Linked DNA regions of Homo sapiens: region 1 is linked to region 2. A link is a loop called in an ENCODE intact Hi-C map of the cell type or tissue named here. Cell type or tissue: chondrocyte. All regions are shown on one strand. Links, peaks and the distances in the headings refer to the core of each region. The heading gives the core; the rest is flanking DNA.

Evidence for each region. Peaks named below come from ENCODE experiments on the same cell type or tissue, not always from the same donor. Only the 100,000 strongest peaks of a DNase experiment are listed, where the experiment ranks them.
Region 1: a loop joins it to region 2, with 2.8 times the contacts of the local background. A loop is called at or near these places in 23 of 110 quality-filtered maps.

What each region holds. Positions count from the first base shown.
Region 1 is chr1:27,874,476-27,882,531 of GRCh38, reverse strand. THEMIS2 (thymocyte selection associated family member 2) reads right to left here. Exons shown (of 6, transcript NM_001105556.3): 2 at 5,804-5,944; 3 at 2,478-2,888; 4 at 1-561. Among named protein-coding and RNA genes, the nearest start is that of THEMIS2, 6.0 kb to the right of the region's middle. RefSeq lists enhancers at 1-107, 2,394-2,894. In chondrocyte, for the core only: no CTCF peak of the experiment used is centred there; a DNase peak (open chromatin) is centred at 2,601.
Region 2 is chr1:27,975,711-27,983,766 of GRCh38, reverse strand. EYA3 (EYA transcriptional coactivator and phosphatase 3) reads left to right here. Exons shown (of 18, transcript NM_001990.4): 17 at 5,293-5,393. Among named protein-coding and RNA genes, the nearest start is that of XKR8, 20 kb to the right of the region's middle. RefSeq lists a silencer at 523-723. In chondrocyte, for the core only: CTCF peaks have their summits at 3,748 and 3,960 (motif pointing right); no DNase peak of the experiment used is centred there.

The DNA of each region.
Region 1 (8,056 bases), core at 630-4,629, 100 kb after region 2:
CAGCCTGGTCACTCAGCCGCTGACAAACCAAGACATCCACGTCACTGCCCTGGGCCCCATGGGCCTGGCCAGGCCCCAGCACCTCCAGCCGGTCACCCACAGCCAGGGACGTGAACTCGGGATTCTCCTCCCTCTCGCCCTCACAGTCCTTTGTGGCCACCACCCGGAGTGGCCGGCCTGGCTGGAAAGCACCTAGGAGGTCATAGGCCGTGGGGAACTCCCTTGGCCGCCGCCGCAGCTTGCCTTGGTAGCCCCCTGACACCAGGAAGTGCCTGGGCACCTTGCGGCCCTTGCTTGAGGCCAGGACCCGCCAGGGTGGTGAGGCTAGGCCATAGACGCAAAGCCTCTGGCCTTTTTGCAAGGAGCCCACCCACGGGCTGAGGAAGATGGGGCGGCCCTCAGGAACCTCCAGGATCTCCATGGACAGGGGGAAAGGGCCTTCCCAGGCCAGGACCTCGCTCAGCAGCAGCGGTTTGATAAAGTGGACGTGCCGGGAGGAGGCGGTGACGTCCTCCACGTCGACCTCCAGGGTAGAAGGGATCTTGACAATGGTCCTGCGCACTGTGGAGAGGGGCAGCTCAGTGGCACTGCATGCCACCCCAGGAGTGGCCCCCACCCCAGGCATAGAGCATTGGCTGGGCCGGCTGGCCTCCCTCCCGCTGCTGTCTTTTCTTTCTTTTTTTTTTTTTGAGATGGAGTTTCACTCGAGATGGAGTGCCCTTGTCGCACAGGCTGGAATGCAATGGCACAGTCTCGGCTCACTGCAACCTCCACCTCCCAGATTCAAGCAGTTCTTCCACCTCAGCCTCCCGAGTAGCTGGGATTACAGGCGCCCGCCACCATGCCCAGCTAATTTTTGTAGTTTTAGTAGAGATGGGGTTTCACCATGTTGGCCAGGCTGGTCTCGAACTCCTGTCCTCAGGTGATCCTCCCACCTTGGCCTCCCAAAGTGCTGGGATTACAGGCATGAGCCACCACGCCCGGCCCCCGCTGCCATCTTTTCTTTCCAATCAGAATCTTCCAATTTACACTACGCCACATTCCCACACATGCTTTCCCTTCAACCTTCTTTTTTTTTTTGAGATGGAGTCTCGCTCTTGTCGCTCAGGCTGGAGTGCAGTGGTGCGATCTTGGCTCACTGCAAGCTCTAGCCCCTGGGTTCACGCCATTCTCCTGCCTCAGCCTCCCAAGTAGCTGGGACTACAGGTGCCCGCCACCACACCCGGCTAATTTTTTTGTATTTTTAGTAGAGACGGGGTTTCACCATGTTAGCCAGGATGGTCTTGATCTCCTGACCTCGTGATCCACCTGCCTCGGCCTCCCAAAGTTCTAGGATTACAGGCGTGAGCCACTGTGCTTGGCCCCAACCTTCTTAAAAAAATTACTATTTTTATTTTTTTTCCTCCAAGTATTAAGAAAAAAGAAAAATAAATTTTAAAATTATTATTTTTAGGCTGTGCTCGGTGGCTCACGCCTGTAATCCCAGCACTCTGGGAGGCCGAGGTGGGCAGATCACCTGAGGTCAGGAGTTCCAGACCAGCCTGGCCGATATGGCGAAACCCTGTCTCTACTAAATATACAAAAAAATTATCTGGGCATGGTGGCGGGCGCCTATAATCCCAACTACTAGGGAGGCTGAGGCAAGAGAATCGCTTGAACCTGGGAGATGGAGGTTGCAGTGAGCTGAGATCAACCATTGTACTCCAGCCTGGGTGACAGAGCAAGACTCTGCTTCAAAAAAGAGAGAGATGAGGTCTCGCCCTGTTGCCCAGGCTGGAGTGCAAGGGTGTGATCATAGCTCACTACAACCTTGAACTCCTGGGCTCAAGTGATCCTCCTGCCTCAGCCTCCAGAGTAGCTGCTACTACAAGCACTAAGCCTAGCTAATTTTTTAAAAAAATTTTTGTAGAGATGGGGGTCTTGCTATGTTGCCTAGTCTGGTCTGGAACACCTGAGATCAAGCGATCCTCCAAAGTGCTGGTATTACATGCGTGAGCCACTGCACCTGGCGTAGCCGAGATAATTTGAGCATCAATAAGAATAACTGGCCAGGAACGGTGGCTCACGCCTGTAATCCCAGCACTTTGGGAGGCCAAGGCGGGTGGACCACCTGAGGTCAGGAGTTCAAGACCTGCCTCGCTAACATGGTGACACTCCGTTTCTACTAAAAATACAAAAAATTAGCCGGGCATGGTGGTGCACGCCTGTAATCCCAGCTACTCGGGAGGCTGAGGCAGGAGAATCGCTTGACTCTGGAGGGTGAGCCAAGATCACACCATTGCACTCCAGCTTGGGCAACAAGAGCGAAACTCCATCTCAAAAAAAAAGAATAACTTCAGTGTAATACAGAGGGAGCAACCTGAAGTTCCAGCTGATCCTCAGGGATGGGGTGGGGGTGTCTTCCATCAGAGCAGCTCCCAGGGGCAACCCTCTTTCTCTCCCCCAGCAGCGCGCATCCATCTGCCCAGGCAACTCACTGTGCATGATGGCTTGGATCTCATACTGGGGCCGCAGGATCAGGGAATGCCAGGGCAGGGTGGGGCAGGTGAGGACGAGGTCTTTCAGGGCTGGATCCTGTAGGACCTGGAGCAGAGTTCGAGGGGCACTAGGCTCCCATGTCCAGAAGGGCCCCTTCTGGGATAGGGGCAGGTGCAGGATGACCTGCTGACCCTCCATGCCCAGGACACAGCGGGCAGAGCGGATCCCGAGGTGCATCACCACAGCCTCAAGCATGAGGAGCTGGTCCTCAGTCACCACCCTGCCCTCTGTGACAATCCTGTGGGTCGACATGAAGCAAGTGGGCAGCTGCTTGGAGCTCTGAGTTGTGGCAGAGACCAGCTCCTCCAGGGTTTCATAGCTCTGTGGGGTGTTGAGGGGGGTGAAGTAGCCTGTGGGGGACAGCAGAGAGCAGGCAGGTCACTGTGGGGTGTCAGGGTGGGGCAGGCCTTTGTCAGGTCCAGACCCCAGTCTGGCCCTGCAGATGACCCAGCCAGAATCCCCCAGGGACAGGTGTCAATGACAGATTTGCATCTGGACATCTGGGCTGCAGGGCTGAGGGACACAGGGCAGAAAGTGGCAGTGCATGAAGGGACAGGGAGAGACAGGAAGTAGGAACCGAGAGAGACTTGTCACCAGAGACACAGAGAATGGAAGAGGGACACATTCCCTGACAGACACACTAGACTTCCACACTCTCCAAGCTCCTGACCCTACCTGCCTCTAACTGCCATCTTAGCCTTTCCTCCAGATGCCTCTCCACAGGTCCGATCCCACTCATCCAAAACCTGCCGTCCCTCTCTCCCAAACGAACATCCCAGGAGCTGCTGGCCAGAGCCACCTCAGACCACCCACTTTACCCCTGCATCCTGGCTGCCAATAGTGACTGCCCGACTGTCCCTGCACCCCCTCCCTCCAGCCCCCACCCATTCCGCCAGCAGCTGGCCTAAATACCTCGCTTCCAGACATGATACCGCTTTTGGGAAGCAAGCTTTTCCTGCCCCAAACCCACAACCTGAAGCTAATCGAGGAAACACTGCACAAGCTGGGACTGAGGGATATTCTACATAAGTACTGGTCCAGATGCTTCAAAATGTCAATGTCAAGACAAAGGCAGAGGAACTGTTCCAGTCTGAAGGAGAATGAAGAAACAGGACAACTGAATATGATGTGTGATCTAGGACTGGACTCTGGATTGAGGGGAAAAACTGCTATAAAGCATATTATGAGGATAGTTGCTGGAATTCAAATACAGCCCATGGATTAGGCAGTAGTACTGTACCAAAATTAAGTTTCCTGAATTTGATCATTGAACCATGTGAATGAATGTCCTTGTTTTGGGGAGATACTATAATATTTAGGGGTAATATATAGATGTAAAAGGGAACATGTCTGCAATTTACTCTCAAATGGTTCAGAAAAAACACATCCATATATACACATATAGTAATACATTCGTGTGTGTGTATGTATGGAGAGGGAGAGAAACACATGTAACAAATGTTTAACACTTGACGGGGGAAAGAAAAAAGGAAACCTGAGGCCGTTTTTGGCTGGGCACACTGGCTCACGCCTGTAATGCCAACACTTTGGGAGGCCGAGGCAGGAGGATCACATGAACCCAAGAGTTTGAGTGAGACCAGGCTGGAGAACATAGCAAGACCCTGTCTCTACTAAAAATGAAACAAAAAACCCTCACTGGCTCCTCATTGCCTTCGAAATAAAGAACAAACAGTGTCAGCACACCACATAGCCCCCAGGTGGTGTGGCTCCTGCGGCTCCCCACACAACTTGCCCCTAACCTGGAAGCCACACTTTCCCGCATCTGGCAGGCAGTCACATAACAGCCAGTCCTCAGAGTGTGCCTGCTTTGTACCAGGTGCCCCCTCCCCACTTTTTTTTTTTTTTTTTTTGAGAGACAGAGTCTCTCTCTATTGCACAGGCTGCAACCTCCACCTCCCAGGTTCAAGTGATTCTCATGCCTCAGCCTCCTGAATAGCTGGGATTACAGGTGCCCCCCACCACCCCTAGCTAATTTTTGTATTTTTAGCAGAGATGGGGTTTCACCATGTTGGCCGGGCTGGTCTTGAACTCCTGACCTCAGGTGATCCACCCGCCTCAGCCTCCCAAAGAGCTGGGATCACAGGCATGAGCCACCAGCCACTGCACCCAGCCTGTCCCAGGCCCCCTTCTAAGTGCTGTATACATATCAGCTCATTTCATCCTCATATCAAGCCTAATCGCCCTCATTACAGAAGAGGAAACTGAGGCCCAGGGAGGTCCCAGAGAGGCCCAGAGAGGAACCTGCCTAGCTTGCCCAAGGCCACTGGGATTCAATTCCAGGCCACTGGCTTCAGGGTCCAGGCCATGGCCCACCACACTACATGCCTCTTAAAATAATTGAGCTCTGGCCGGGCATGGTGGCTCATGCCTGTAATCCCAGCACTTTGGGAGGCCAAGGCGGGCAGATCACGAGGTCAGGAGATCGAGATCATCCTGGTTAACACGGTGAAACTTTGTCTCTACTAAAAATACAAAAAAAATTAGCTGGGTGTGGTGGCGGGCGCCTGTAGTCCCAGCTACTCGGGAGGCTGAGGCAGTAGAATGGTGGGAACCCGGGAGGCAGAGCTTGCAGTGAGTCCAGATCACGCCACTGCACTCCAGCTTGGGTGACAGAGCGAGACTCCATCTCCAAAAAGTAAAAATAAAAAAAAATAATAAGAATTGAGCTCCTTGGGGTTTCCTGAGCACCAAATGTGCACATGCTACTCCCTGTGGCTGGGATCTTTCTTCTGGTTCAGATGCCACCTCCTCCAAGAAGCCCTCACAGATCCTGAGGCAGGTTACTGTTGCTCAGACCCCTCTCTAAAGCTTATGACTCCTTTTACTGTTGGCCTCCTCTCACTGTCATCCCAGAAGCTCCCCACTGGAGAGGGTGGCACCTGATTCATCCTGACCCCCATACCCACAGCCCGCCACACGGAGCCTGGCACACATGGGTGTCTGCAGATGTTTGGGGAGTGAATGTGTGAGTGAACTCAGAGACAGGCACCTGGACAGGGCTTGGAACAGAGGCAGGTGTGACCAGAGACTGAGAGGGAGAGGGTGCAACCTCTCTGAGTCCAGGGCATTGCCGACCCTCTGAGGACATCCCCACCCTTGAGGCTGGGTTGTGGTGAATGTGAGGGCCTCGGGAGCAAACCCCGAGGGGAGGGAGTGACTGCTGGACGTGGCAAGCCCACGAGCAGCCTGCGGGTGTGCCAGGAGAGTGCCAGGGCACATGGGGAGGCAGAGGTGCCCACCTTACCCTGGAAGTTGGGGGCGAGCTCCATGGTCTGGCTGGTCTTCGGGTTCTCACAGACCACCTTCTGGAGGCGGACCTGGGTGACCTTGATCAGGTCCCCCGTGGAGAGGCAGCACTCATTCCCAGAGATCTCATAGATGGAGCCTGCGGAGACAAGGACTCCATTTCCCCATTGGACAAGGGCCAAGTGCTGGGCAGCCTGTGCCCTGGTGCCCAACAAGCTCTGCTCTGCCATGCCTTTGCACATGGTGCCTGCTGCCTGGCATGCCCTGCTCTGTCGTTCCTGCCTCATGCCCACAGGTTCAGTCGTCCTCAGCTGTCCTTGCCCCTCCTGGCATCGGTGCACCCCGCTGTGGCACACTTCTCTGGCCTTTTTCACATCCCCGTGCCTCCTCCACTGAGTTCACAGGCAGGGCTGATCCATCTCAACATCACTGCAGCCAGCACAGGGCTTGGCCTCTGAGTATGTGGTAAGTCCACAAATCAGTAAATAACCCAGTGAATCCCCCTCTCTGAGCCTGATTTTGTAGCTGTACACTAAGGGAGTTGGGATTCCCTTAGTGTACAGCTACAAAATCAGGCTCAGAGAGGGGTCAGTGGCTCCCTGGAGATCACCCGGAGCCAGGGCCGGTACCCAGCCCTCCTAGCACCCTGGAAAATAGAGGGGCACTGACAGAGTGAGGCCCAATGGGCAAAGTTCTGCTTTCCTGGTTTAAAGTGTGTAAGTGAGGGTTGGGCGCGGTGGCTCACGCCTGTAATCCCAGCACTTTGGGGGGCCAAGGTGGGTGGATCACGAGATCAGGAGATCGAGACCATCCTGGCTAACACAGGGAAACCCCGACTCTACTAAAAATACAAAAAAAATTAGCCAGGCATGGTGGCGGGCACCTGTAGTTCCAGCTACTCGGGAGGCTGAGGCAGGAGAATGGCGTGAACCCGGGAGGCGGAGCTTGCAGTGAGCCGAGATCACGCCACTTCACTCCAGCCTGGGTGACAGAGTGAGACTCCGTCTCAAAAAAAAAATAATAAATAAAAATAAATTAATTAATTAAAGTGTGTAAGTGGTGTCGAGAACACAGAAGTTGCTCAATAAAGATCTCTCACGCACACACGAGTGCACAGTCTCTCCATCCAGCTAATGGAGGACAACAGACTACGTGGCAGGACCTTGAGGCCACCTGAACCCAGCCCCACCCACAGGGCAGCTCCAACATCAGCCCTGAGAAACTGATGAAAACCTCCCCACGTACTGCCAGGAAAATGCCCACCAGTCATAAACCACAGTCTGTTTACAATGTCAGAGCATGGGCCTTCCAGACTGGTGAGAACAGCAGCTGTGGTACTACAGATACCCGGCACTGTGCCAAGGGCTACTGATGCGTCATTGTGTTTAAGACCCATGACTGCTCTTGCGGAGACAGGCAGTTTCAATTTCCTAAATAATGAAACAGCTGGCCAGGAATGGTGGCTCATGCCTGTAATCCCAGCACTTTGGGAGGCCAAGACAGGGGGATCACCTGAGATCAGGAGTTCGAGATCAGCCTGGCCAACATGGTGAAACCCCGTCTCTACTAAAAATACAAAAATTAGCCCAGTGTGGAGGTTGGCACCTGTAATCCCAGCTACTCAGGAGGCTGAGGCAGGAGAATTGCTTGAACCCAGGAGGTGGAGGTTGCAGTGAGCTGAAATCAGGCTACTGCACTCCAGCCTGGGTGACAGAGGGAGACTCCATCTCAAAAAAAAAAAAGAAGAAGAAGAAAAAGAAACAGCCTCTCAGGGGCTGAGTAGGTTGTACATGATGATCAGGTAATAGGAGGCAGAACTGGAAGTTATGGCTGGGTGCGGTGGCTCACGCTTGTAATCCCAACACTTTGGGAGGCTAAAGTGGGAGGACTGCTTGAGGACAGGAATTCAAGACCAGCCTGGGCAACACAGACCTCGTCCTTTTTTTCGAGACAGAGTCTCACTGTCGCCCAGACTGGAGTGCAGTGGTGCAATCATAGCTCACTGCAACCTCAACCTCCCAGGCTCAAGCAATCCTCCCACCTCAGCCTCCTGAGTTGCTGAGACTACAGGCATGCACCATCACACCTGACTAATTTTTTTATTTTGTGTAGAGACACGGTCTCAGTATGTTACCCAGGTTGGTCTTGAACCCCTGAGTTCAAGTGATCCTCCTGCCTCAGCCTCCCAAAGTGCTGGGATTACAAGCATGAGCCACCACACCCTGCAATTTTTTATTTTAAAATTTTTTGT
Region 2 (8,056 bases), core at 2,254-6,253:
GGAGAATCGCTTGAGTGGGGGAGGCAGAGGTTGCAGTAAGCCAAGATTGCGCCATTGCACTCCAGCCTGGGCAACGAGCGAAACTCCATCTCAAAAGAAAAAGAATGCAGAATCTATAAAGAATTCCTGCAAATCAGTAAGCAAGAGACAATTTTGAATATAGAAAAATAGGCAAAAACCTTGAAACAACCAGTTTGCCGAAGAGGAAAACAAAACTGTCAGTAAATATATGAATAAGTCCTTAACCTCACAAATTAAGGAACTGCAAATCAAGAAAATGCAAATTTAAATGTGGTACATTCTCCAACCATCAGATAGACAAAAACTTAAATCTAACAATGTAATGGGAACTCTGCCTCTGCAAGTGGGATTGAAAATGGATATAACCTGCTTTGGAGAACGTTAATGTCTAATGAAGTTTGAGGTGTACATAACCCTATGATCATGCAATTCCACTTTTAAGATATATATATACTTTAGAGCAGGGGTCTGCAAATTACAGTCCATGGGCTAAATCCTACCCTCTGGCTGTTTGTGTAAGTTTTTATTGAAACCGTGCCCACTTATTTATATAGCTGCTTTCACACTACAGTAGCAGAGCTGAATAGTTGCAACAGGGACCATAGGGCCTGCAAAGCCTAAAATATATACTATATACTCTCTGACTCTTTACAGAAAAAGTTTGCTAACCTCTACCTTTGAGTAATTCTTACATGTACAAGGAGACATGTACAAGGATTTTTTTGATGCACACTTGCTTATCATAGAAAATAATTGGTCTGTAAACCTGTCCATGAACAGAAAATTGATAGATATATTCAAACAACAGAATGCTATATTGCAGTTAAAAGTGGATTAAGTAAAATTACATATACTCATAAGGATTAATATTAAAAACAATAGGCCAAGCGCGGTGGCTCACGCCTGTAATCCCAGCACTTTGGGAGGCCAGGGTGGGTGGATCACCTGCCTGGCCAACATGGTGAAACCCCATCTCTGCAAAAAATACAAAAATTAGCTGGGCATGGTGGTGTGCGCCTGTAATCCCAGCTCCTCGGGGGCCTGAGAATAGCTTGAACCCAGGAGGCGGAGATTATAGTGAGCCAAGATTGCACCACTGCACTCCAGCCTGGACAACAGAGCAAGACTCTGTCTCAAAAAAAAAGAAAAACTGATGAACAAAAAACATTGCAGACAGATAAATGTACAGTATGTAATATCTATATAAAGATTTAAAATATTTACATTTTAGGAGTACTTGAAAAGTTTTGTTCTGTAATGTCTTGATTTTTTTTTTTTTTTAATCTAGAGCAACTATAAGGGTCAGGTGGAGTGGCTCACGCCTGTCATCCCAGGGCTTTGGGTGGCTGAGGTGGGAGAATCACTTGAGACCAGGAGTTTGAGATCAGCCTGGACAACATAGTCAGACCCCATCTCTACAAAAAAAATTTTTTTAATTAGCCAGGTGTGGCCAGGAGCCGTGGCTCATGCCTGTAATCCTAGCACTTTGGGAGGCCGAGGCAGGTGGATTGCCTGAGCTCAGGAGTTCAAGACCACCCTGGGCATCACGGTGAAACCCAGTCTCTACTAAAATTAGCTGGGCATGGTGGCGGGCACCTGTAGTCCTGGCTACTTAGGAGGCTGAGGCACGAGAATTGCTTGCGCCTGGGAGGCGGAGGTTGCAGTGAGCCAAGATCACGCCACTGCACTCCAGTCTGGGCAACAGAGAAAGACTCTGTCTCAAAAAAAAAAAAAAAAAAATTAGCCAGGTGTGATGGCTTGTACCTACAATCCTAGGTACTCTGGAGGCTAAGGTGGGAGGAGCACTTCAGCCCACAAGTTTGAGGCTGCAGTGAGCTATGATTGTGCCACTGTACTTCAGCCTGGATGGCATAGCAAGACTTTGTCTCATAAATAAGTAAATAAATACAGCAACTGTGAAGTGTTAAGATTTTACAAAGCTTCGTTGGTGGTAGGCATTTTTTTCTTTTTTTTTTTTTTTTGAGACAGGGTCTCACCAGGCTAGAGTTCAGTGATCACGACTCACTACAGCCTCGACCTCCCTGGCTCAAGCAACCCTCCCACCTCAGCTTTTCGAGTAGCTTGGGATTATAGATGCACACCGCCATGCCTAACTTTTCCTATTTTTTGTAGAAATGGGGTCTCACTTTGTTGTCAAGGCTGGTAATTCTCCATGCTTTTTTGTATGGTTGAATTATTTCATTTACAAGGGATTGGGTGGAAGGGAACATATATGAAAGCGCTCCCTTCAGATATTGTTCCTGCTGCCGGTTGCTTTATGTATATCATAGGAACCCAGAGCACTCACTGAGCCTCCCACATCTGAAAGACAGATTTTCTGTAGTGCTTATTATACTGAGACCTGGCACCCGCAGGCTCATCAGGCTAATGGAAATGATCTCATTCCCTCTGTCAGTAAGTGTGCTTATTTGGTATTTTTCCTCAGTCTCAGTTCATCCAGAGCTAATTTGCAAAGCTGCAGTGGGATCTGGTGCTATGGTAACCACAGTAGGAGGCTTGAGGCTTTTCTTCACAGAACTGTGAAATGGGAGCAAGGAGAAGAAATACTTTTTCACTTCCTCTGAAATGATAGCAAAATATGGTTCTCTTAATGGCCATTCTGTGATTTGGGGACATTAAAGAGAATTCTCAAAATAATTTCTGAAAATGTCAGAAGTTTTTTTTGTTTTGGGGGGTTTTCTTGAGACAGGGTCTCACTCTGGTACCTAGGCTGGAGTGCAGTGGCACGATTATAGCCCATTGCAACCTTAACCTTCCCACGCTCAAGCGATCCACCCACATCAGCCTCCTGAGTAGCCAGGACTTCAGGCGTGTTCCACCACCATACCCAGCTAATTTTTTAATTTTTTGTAGGGAAAAGGTCCCACTGTGTTGCCCAAGCTAATCTCAAACTCTTGTGCTCAAGTAATCCTCCTGCCTTAGGCCTCCCAAAGTGCTGGGATTGCAGACTTGAGCCACCGCTCCTGGCTAGAAATATTTTAATAGAGAAAACCCAGGGACTAATATTCTCCAAAGATTTGGCTGATCTTACAGTTCACCAGCTTCAATTGCTTGACATATGGTAAACTGATTAATCATTGGCCTCATCCTCCTGAACAGGAAAGCTCATATCCAGAAATGGAAGTATTTTACCAACTGTATTGGAGTGAGTCCTGTTTTCATGGAGCTGCTTCTTTACTTTGAGCTGTTAATAACTCTCTTGGCCTCTTAATCCTTTTAAAGGAGACATTACAGAGTATATTTCATCCTTGATCATTGCATGCCAGGACAGTGAAAATGTCTGTGTTCTTATCCTCAAAATATGAGTTACTGCCTTTGTTGAGTCTTACAAGAAAGTCAAACTGACTCACTTAAAAAAGTTTTTTGCTACAGACAGATCATAGTAGACTGTGCATCTGGTGGAGGTTGGCTTAGTTTGTAAAGCTGTAATGGGTGAAATGGAATTAAAGAACTCTTCAACACCATGAACATAATAAGAATTTATTATTAGTTGAATGGTTTAATGTTTGAACTGAATTGAGGCATAAGACCTGGACTACAGTCCTCCACTGAATCATTTGTGAGATTAATATGAATTTACTCAGCAAACATTGATTGAATCCCTCATATGAATGTAAGGCATGACAATTCTATTGTAAAATATTAGCACTAAAAGAGACCCAAGTGCACCTAAGCCAAGCCTTGTATTGTAAGTGGCCAGCTGAGCCCAGAGTGATCTAGTGTCTGGTCCAGTTGACTAGTCCGTCTGTTTTGAAGTGCCACTGGGTTAAGGATGTCAAAGATTTGCAGTTACATATCTGCACAACTTCTGTGCCAAGTAGGACTTCTGCGTATGGAAGTATAAGTTCTGGCCAATTATGTTACAGTTATCTTAGATTTGTATATTTATATATTACAGTGATTTTCCAGCAGATGGCAGTCAAATGTCTTGAGGAAGAGGCAGCTTTATCTTATTTACACAGGAACCCTGGTGCTAAGTCACTCTGTTGGGCAAGGGGAAAGAACAAGAAGGTTAATAGAGCAGGATGAAGAAGAAAGCCAAAGTTAGGACCTTGTTTAACTGAAGAAGGTGGCAGAAGCAGGGAGATAAAAAGAGCAAGGGATATAACTTCTTTTTATTTATACAAATAAAGTATCTTTCCCACAGCAGTATGATCTGTGTATGTTTTAGGTGTTGGTTGCAGATGGGATTTGAGTTTTGATACACTGCCATGTTTCTCAAAACTGTCTGCAGTTCTGAGAAATGGATTTAAATCACCCATTTCCCAAGGTCAATTTCAGTGATGCAGTATCTTGGTTACAACTACAAGGTATAGTAAGTAAGGAGGTTCCAGATATGACAAATGTTGATGCCATATTTATTGGTCACTGTTCTCAGTTCTATTCTGGGGCTGTTCTCTCACTGAAAGACGTAAGGCCTATACCCAGGACTGTTTCTGGGAAATGAAGAATTGGAGGGAAATGGCTTTTTGTTTGTTATTGTTTCTAACAAGAAATCAGGGCCTTGTGTTTTCACTTCTCTTTTCTACCCTAAAACATTTCACCCCAAAAATCATTCATTCATTATGACACAATGACCAGAGCCTAGATTTGGAGTCAGGGGCCCCAAGTTCTAGCTACTTGCTTGTTTGTGATCTAGGGGCAAGTCACTAAACCTATTAATCTTTCCCATTTATAGAAATTCCCTCACACTAAGATCTTAGGGACTTCACCCTCAACGTGAAGGTTAAAATAAGTTTTTGGGTTGTTTGTTTGTTTGTTTTGAGACAGAGTTCGCTCTTGTTGCCCAGGCTGGAGTGCGATGGCATGATCTCGGCTCACTGCAACCTCCGCCTCCCGGGTTCAAGCGATTCTCCTGCCTCAGCCTCCCCAGTAGCTGGGATTACAGGCACGCGCCGCCATGCCCAGCTAATTTTGTTTTTTAGTAGAGACGGGGTTTCTCCATGTTGGTCAGGCTGGTCTCAAATTCCCGACCTCAGGTGATTCGCCCGCCTCGGTCTCCCAAAGTGCTGGGATTACAGGCTTGAGCCACCATGCCCGGCCAAGTTATTTTAATGGCACAACTTCACATTCTTTGGGCAGAGGGTCTACTGGATCTCTAGCTCCCATCCCTACTCCCCAGCAAGCAAACTACATGGGCTGTCACTTAGTCCACCTAAGCACAGGCAGGTGAACCTAGCAGCAGCCCTCTTCTTTGGTTTTGAAAAGAAGAGAAGAGTATTCTAACAGGAAATTTCTTTTTCTCATCAGGTAAGGAGAGCTGCTTTGAGAGAATTGTGTCAAGGTTTGGAAAGAAAGTCACATATGTAGTGATTGGAGATGGACGAGATGAAGAAATTGCAGCCAAACAGGTAACCATGGTAAAGAAAAATAGTCTATGTGGTTGTACATCGAGTAATGAGAAAAATGGGAAAAACTACAAAATCTTAGCAATCTATTATGCATTTATAATATTTTCTCTTTCTTCCTCTCCCATTTTTCTTTAAAGAAAAAGAGGGTCTTTTTTTTCTCCAGATGGAGTTTTTCCTCTTAAGTTTTTAGATCCATCCCTTCCTCTTCCTCCCTGTCACTCAAGAATCTTAAAATCTTTAAGCCCTTCTACAGGGATCCCATCATTAAACCTGAGATGTGCCCCATCTTCCATCTTCAAAGACAGTGCCTTCTCAAGCATCAGACTTGACTGCAAAAAGGCTAATCATTCTTTCTTTTCCATGCTTCAAGTTCTCAGACAGTACAACCAATAGCTGTTTCTGTAGAGAAAGTCTTTCCTGCCTTTGAGCCCTGGAAAGATTGTTCTGATGTTAACCCCACCACTATACAGGTCCCAACTTCAGGTCACCCCTTCTTTTTTTCTTTTTTCTTTTTTTTTCTGTTTTTGAGATAGAGTCTCACTCTATCTCCCAGGCTGGAATGCAGTGGCACAGTCTTGGCTCACTGCAACCTCCGCCTCCTGGGTTCAAGCAATTTTCCTTCCTCAGCCTCCCAAGTGGCTGGGACTACAGGCACCCGCCACCATGCCCAACTAATTTTTGTATTTTTAGTAGAGACGGGGTTTCCCGTATTGGCCAGGCTGGTCTCGAACTCCTGACCTTGTGATCCGCCTGCCTCGGCCTCCCAAAGTGCTGGGATTACAGGTTTGAGCCACCACGCCTGGCCCAGGTCACCCCTTCTTAATATAGGAAACAATAGATGAAAGAGTCTTGGCTATAGAACTTAAAATCCCATCTGTGTCTCAGCTATGTGAATTTGAACAATTATCCTCTTTGAGTATCCTCATCTGCTAAATGGATCTGTAGAAGTTCTTTCCCTCCCTATCCCAATTTATTTTCTTCCAGCAACTCTATTTCTTAGACATGGAGGCATTGGGTTGCCAGCTAGAACCAACTGCCCTGATACTCTTCATCCAGTTAAGTGGAAACCTTAGCAACTATAATAAACTATGAGATTGGTAATCAGTTGGCATTATTATCTCATGTTTTCATTTGTCACTTTATGTAGCAATTCAGGGATCCTTATTTTTTCACATATGTTATGAAGCTTTGATTCTAAAGTGCTTCTTGTTGCCCTCTTTGGGAAAGACACTAGTGGGTGTAGGCATCAATGTTTCCTGGTCTGAAGAAGGGTATGGGGGAGAGAACAACTCATCAGCAGAGTTGGTAACTCTGAGCTAATGTCTTTAATCATCTACAACAGAATACATCCATTGAGGCTGGGCACGGTGGCTCATGCCTATAATCCTAGCACTTGGGGAGGCTGAGGCAGGCAAATCACCTGAGGTCAGGAGTTCGAGACTAGCCTGGCCAACATGGTGAAATCCCGTCTCTACTAAAAATATAAAAATTAGCCGGGCATGGTGGTGCACTCCTGTAATCCCAGCTACTCGGGAGGCTGAGGCACAAGAATTGCTTGAACCCTGAAGGCGGAGGTTGCAGTGAGCCGAGATCGTGCCACTGCACTCCAGCCTGGGCAACAGAACAAGACCCTGTCTCAAAAAAAACAAACAAAGTATATACCAATTGGAAAATGCCTTAGCACTTTATCCAGTTCAACCTATACTCTGTGAAGGATATTTTCTGCAGCCTTTCTGACAGAAGTCTCTCTAGTCCTTGCTTGAATATGCCCAAGGATGAGGACACTGGTTCCCAGTAGCCTATTCCACCGTGGGATCAACCAAGCTGTTAGGGTGTTCCCCCTTCCACTGAGCAAAAATTTCTCTACCTTCACATACTAGTCTGGCATTCTTTTTTTTGTTTTGTTTTGTTTTTGAGATGGAGTCTCACTCCATCGCCCAGGCTGGAGTGCAGTGGCATGATCTTGGCTCACTGCAGCCTCCGCCTCCTGGGTTCAAGCGATTCTCGTACCTCAGCCTCCCAAGTAGCTGGGACTACAGGTGCACACCACCACTCCCAGCTAATTTTTGTACTTTTAGTAGAGACAGGGTTTTGCCATTTTGGCCAGGCTGGTCTCAAACTCCTGACTTCAGGTGATCCACCCACCTCAGACTCCCAAAGTGCTGGGATTGCAGGCATGAGCCACTGCACCTGGCCTCTAGTCTGGCATTCTTGAACATAACAAGTCGGTTTCCTCTTCTGTATGTTAATAGCCTTTTAAATATTATGTGTGAGCAGCTGTCTTGAAAAACAACTAGGGTATATGCCAAAATAACTGTGTTCTAGGACCTCAATATTCTGAGTAACTTGGAACCAGTTTCAACTAGATGATAGGAAAGTTAATCTCCTCAGCTTCATAGAACATGGTTTCCAATACTTGGATTTATCAAAGCCCTCCTTTAAAATATGGCCTCCACATGAGAATCACCTAAACCTGGGAGTGGAGGTTGCAGTGAGCTGAGATAGCACCACTGCACCCCAGCCTGGGCAAAAGAGTGAGACTCTGTCTCAAAAAATATAAAAAATTAATTTAATTTAATTTAAAAATATCGGCCGGGCACGGTGGCTCACGCCTGTAATCCCAACACTTTGGGAGGCCAAGACGGGCGATCATGAGGTCAGGA